Linked DNA regions of Homo sapiens: region 2 is linked to region 1. Evidence: chromatin loops called from intact Hi-C (ENCODE). Cell type or tissue: PC-9. All regions are shown on one strand.

Evidence for each region. A loop is a pair of places that touch in the nucleus more often than their neighbours do. Peaks named below come from ENCODE experiments on the same cell type or tissue, not always from the same donor. Only the 100,000 strongest peaks of a DNase experiment are listed, where the experiment ranks them.
Region 2: it touches region 1 in a loop (9-fold over the local background); 40 of 110 quality-filtered maps call a loop at or near these places.

What each region holds. Positions count from the first base shown.
Region 1 is chr1:22,130,646-22,133,145 of GRCh38, forward strand. The region is part of intron 1 of WNT4 (Wnt family member 4); the gene reads right to left. Among named protein-coding and RNA genes, the nearest start is that of WNT4, 11 kb to the right of the region's middle. RefSeq lists enhancers at 686-1,446, 1,447-2,205. In PC-9, a CTCF peak has its summit at 1,421 (motif pointing right); no DNase peak of the experiment used is centred here.
Region 2 is chr1:22,274,528-22,277,027 of GRCh38, forward strand. No RefSeq gene overlaps it. Among named protein-coding and RNA genes, the nearest start is that of MIR4418, 9.5 kb to the left of the region's middle. In PC-9, a CTCF peak has its summit at 1,512; DNase peaks (open chromatin) are centred at 864 and 1,434; H3K27ac peaks cover 1,940 bases.

The DNA.
Region 1 (2,500 bases):
TGCTCTTTGGGCCTCAGTTTCCTCATCTGTAGTAAGAGAAGGGAACACCGGTTCTGTCTGAGTGGAGGAACTGCTACCTGGAGCAAGAGGGATCTGTGTGAGAGATGGCCTGACACTGGCCCGAGGCAATGAGGCAGGAAGTCGCCATTTGTTTGCTGAATGAGGGAATGAATGAATGGTGACCAAATAGAAAAGCACACAGAAAGTCCTACTTATGGGAATTCTTTCTGATGATAAGAAGAAACTTATGGAAGTTCCATCAAACTTCTATGGAACTTGGGACTGGGCTAAGTACTTTACATTATTGCGTTTAATCCTCTCAGAAAGCCAACCAGCTGCCATTTAAAAGAGGAGGAAACTGAGGCACAGACATTTTAAGTAATTTACCTCATGTGCAGGGCTACACAGCCAGTGAGGTTGAGCAGGACTTGAACCTGGCATTTGCCTGGCTTCACAGCCTTGGGCAGAGACAGTATTCTCTGTGTGGCTCAAAGACTAGAATTGACACTGTGGCCAGAAGCTGCTGGGAGCTGGGTTTGTTCAACCCAAAGATGCTAGCCAGGGTGCAGCTGGGGAGCTGTCTCCCCATCCCTGGAGGTTTGCAGGCGGCAGCTAAATTTTATTTGTCAGGTATGTGGGTTGGACCAAGTGACGGTTCTTGAATCTGGCTGTGCATCGAAACGTGTGCAGGGTTTGTTGAAGGTGGAGGTGCCTGGGCCCCAGTCCCAGTGGGGGTTGGTGGGCCTCTGAGGTTAATTGAATGTGCCTTAGGTGCACCTGGGAGGCTAGGTGGGCACTGGCCTGGAGAACAGTCTGCATAAGTATGGGTAATGTTTCCTTCTCAGCCATAGGGAGCTCTGACTCAGGGATGCCACTGTCCTCCTCACTGTGGCATTGATCCCCAGGATGTTTCCTTTTCCCCGTGGCTGTGGAGCCTGAGCCTGGCTTTCCTTATCTGTAAATGGAGATAACGGTTCTCACCCAGAGGGCTGCCAAGAGGAATGCCCGTGATTTGCTGTGTGATGCACCTGGCTGTCAGCTGGGCACATTCTAGGTGCCAGGTAATTGTGGGGGCAAGTGTACAGCATGGGGCAAGTGCAAAGTAGGCGGTCTCAGGCCGAAGAAGGCCAACCTCCCCTCCCCACCCCCTGCATTCCTGGTCTCCCAGGGGCCTCCCCGCCCCTCCTTCCTATCTACCAGGTGGTTCCCAGGGGATGCACAGACTGGTGGTGTCCTGACAAGGCCCAGGCAGGAGCTCGGAGCCCCTTGGAGGGAAGACAAGGGCAGGAAGGGGGCTGAGAAGCAGCAGAGGCTGCATTTGGAAGGGGAGGGGCCCACCCGGCTTCTCAGCCCTGCCTGGGTGCTCTCCTGCCTGTGCCCAGCCAAGGGGTCGCCTGTGGAGCCAGTCCCACCTGTTGCTCTTGGCCTGCAGGGGGCGCCAAGAGCCCGGCTACTGGCTGTGGGCCAGGTCCACGTTCAGGCCACAGGTGTCCCTCGGTGGGGGGACAAGGAATTGAGCCTGACGTTGGATCCTTTCCTGCTCAGACCGAGGCTTGGCCTCTTGGAGAAGGGTGGGGGCCCTGTTTGCTCTATGATGTGGGGGCACAGAGCTGGCCCATCCCCAACTCAGTCTCTGCTCCCACAGCATGCAGCCAAGAAGGCTGCATCTGGCTGTGCTGGGCCCTGGGCTCTGGTCAAGGGAGGCACCCAAGGGCAGGGGTTCTCTGGGCAGGGGGGGCAGCCTCTGACCCACCATGACCTTGGGCAAGTCCCTGCCATACTTGGAGCCTGTCTCCTTATGGGTACAGTAAACCGGTGGGTCCATATGGCCTTTCCCACTGTCGGAGTTGGTGGGCCTCCTTCTACTGGCAGGGTGGGGAGTGGCCGGGCCTCAGGGGCCTGCTGGCCCCATGCCAGGCTGATAGATGTGTCTCTGCCATTGAATAAGTAGTAAGATGGACCAGGGGAGCCACCTGCATCCCCCCACCCAGGCTCAGAACTCAGCAAGGGGAGACTGGCTGAATGACAGTCGCAGGGGCTTAGGGTGAGCTGCTGGGCTGCCGTGGCCGTGAGTCACTGGGCCAGCTTCCAGGAAGGAGCTGAGCAACCTCTTCCGTTGGCACCAGTGCCCACCCCCAGCCCCTGCCTTCATCTGGCACAGCAGCTGTCCCCTTCCGTACACACGAGGCCCAGCCCCATCCCCACCCCTGTTCCCCCAGACCCCAGGGTCTCGCCCGGGCAGGGCTGGGTGCCAGGGCTGGAAATGGAACCGGGCACCGGCTCTAGAGAGTGAGAACCCCAGGCATTACAGGCCCTCATCCACAATGTTTCTGCTTGCCCGTTTCAGTATCCAACTAGCATTTGGCTCCATTTCACAGATGAACAAACTGAGGCTACGGAGATAAAGCAACTTGCTTAAAGTCCCACAGCTAGAGCGGCGAGCTGCAGTGCAAACCCAGCCCTAACTCTCAACTCTCTTTCCTCTGTACCTGGCTGTGGA
Region 2 (2,500 bases), 140 kb after region 1:
TGGTGATGATGATGGGTGCTGGGCGGGTGCTATGTGAAGTTTGTTACATATGTGATCACACTGGGCTCTCCCTACAATCTTATGAGGTAGATTAATCATCTCCATTAGACAGATAAGGAAACTGAGGTTCAGGAAGACCCTGAGCATTTGCCTTGACTGCTCTGTGCTACCAGCAAGGAACCCAGGGCTTGGCACCTAGCACATCATTGATGCTTAATACCCAGCTGTTCCTATTTCCTTTATCTTGCCCTCACCCTTTTCCCTAGAGGGGTCGGACCATGAGAGCTAAAAGGCCCAAGCCAAAGCCCAACTCACTCATTTAACAGATAGGGAAATTGAGTCCAAGGTCAGGGGAGGATCTTGACTAAATCAGGCAGAGAAAGCCAGGCCTGATGGTCAGTGGAGGCCCAGATAATTGTCTGGGGGCTGCAGGAGGGGAGGAAGGGATGGAGGAGATGTAGGTGGCCAGGGGGAGGGCCTGGCTGCTGCTTTAGAAGAGAGGGTAGGCGAGAGCAGGTCTGGGAGGAGGAAGAGCCCTCGGGCACTCCCCACTCACACTATATAGCTTGACTGCTCCCCCTACCCAAAACACAGCCTTCCTTGCCTCTTTCCCTCCCATCATGCCTCTCCTTGCCCCCTCCTAGCCCTCCCTTTGGTGAGACTCCAGCCTAGGAGCTGGGACCTGGTCCCAAGACTCTAGAAACTTGAGTAAGCCCCTTCCTCCCTGGGGAACCCATAAAACGAGGGACAGTGGCATGTACCTCCCCTGCAGGTGACAGGACAAATGAGGTAATGCAGGTGAAAGGCTGGAAACTAGACAGAAATGGGAGTTGTTGTTATTTTTATTATTACTACATCAGATAACTGGTTGGACTGCATTTTTCTCTGGTTGCCCCCGGGGCCCTGTAGAAACAGCTTCAAATTGTGCTGAAAATTGCTGAGGACACAAATCGGGAAATCTGGGCTCTACCCTCACTCCCTCCTGACTCATGGGGCACTTTGGACAAGATCTGGTTCCTGTCCCTCTCTTGGTCCCTGTCTCCCATCTGGATGGTGCAGGTGGACGACATGTTCTGTCTCTGTCCCTGGAACTTTGTAGGTGGCAGCTCTTGGCCTTGTTTGGGTTTGAGGAGGCGCCACTGGGACCAAGGGAGTGGGGAGACCAGGCAAGGATGGGTCCATGGCAGCCCCCTGGGTGCCTGAACCAGACGCTTACTGGGTCTGACCATGGACGTGAGTGAGTCCTCCCCACGCCTCTTGCTGTCCGCTCCCTGAAACATCTTGGGAAAGGAGAGTTGGCCCATCCTGAGACCTCATTCTGGTGGCAAGCTTCAGCCAGGGAGGCACCCCAGTTGGCAGGGACAAAGGCTGAGCTTGCCCCGGGGCTGCCAGGGAGAGGAAGCTGGGGAAGGAGAGAAGTGCCTTTCAGGGCATCGAATTCAGGAGCAGAAGGTGGACGTCTGCAGGGACTGGACTGGGGAGACGAGTGTGCACATCGCCACCTAGGCCCCAAGGAAGGCAGTGCAGCCCCCACCGGGCTCCAGGACCATCTCTTGGGTTCTTCCTACCCACAGGCACGCGCTGTGTGCCCTGCTGGCACTGGGACCTGGGCAATCCCAGTGTGACCCACCACCCTGGCCTTTCAGGCATCCACAGCACAGAACGTGGCTGACCTTGGGGTGACACTGCTTTGGTTACCTGTCCCTGCTTTCTGACTTACCAGCTGACGGTGTGACCTTGAGCAAGAGACAGCCTCTCTGAGCCCATTTTCTGTCTGCAAAAAGGAGGACTATTTGCTCCCTTGCAGAGTTGCTAAGAGCCTGAGGAAGGATATTGCCTGTGATGTACCTAGTACGGAGCCTGGGGCATGGTGAGTTTTCAGTGGCCAGTCATTCCCTGTCTCCCTCCTCTACAAATGAAGTCCTAGGATGCTAGGAGAGCACTGGAAAAGAAGCAGTGCTGCTTGGAGGCATCAGGAGGCTTCACAGAGAAGAGAGGACATTATAGTAGGGTTTTGAGGGATGTACAGGAGTTTCCTTGATATACCAGGGCTCTGTGCAAGCAGGAACCATAAATGTCATGGTTTCTCAAGTGCCTAGTATGTAACAGAAGCTCAATAAATATTTGCTGTTTGAGTGGTTGGCATTCCAAGTAGCAGGACTGTGTAGGAGAGGCATAGAGGTATGCACGATCTGGTCTCAACAGTGGATGAGAAATTTAATTCCTCTTCTGGGACCCCACGGTGCTTTGCCACTTTGTCTATGGAAGGCCGTTGTATACGTGGGTTCATGTGTCACGTCTCCTGGAGGACTGTGGACACCCCAAGAGTGGTCTGTCTGCTCACTCACCTTCACCTAACTCTCTAGGGTTCAGCCATGGATCCATGCTCAGGGAGGTGGATCCATGTTCAAATGAAGAATTGAAGCATGCTCCTGCGGATGACTGGCTAAGCCTTGTTTGGGGTGAGGGTGTGTGTGTGTGTGTGTGTGTGTGTGTGTGT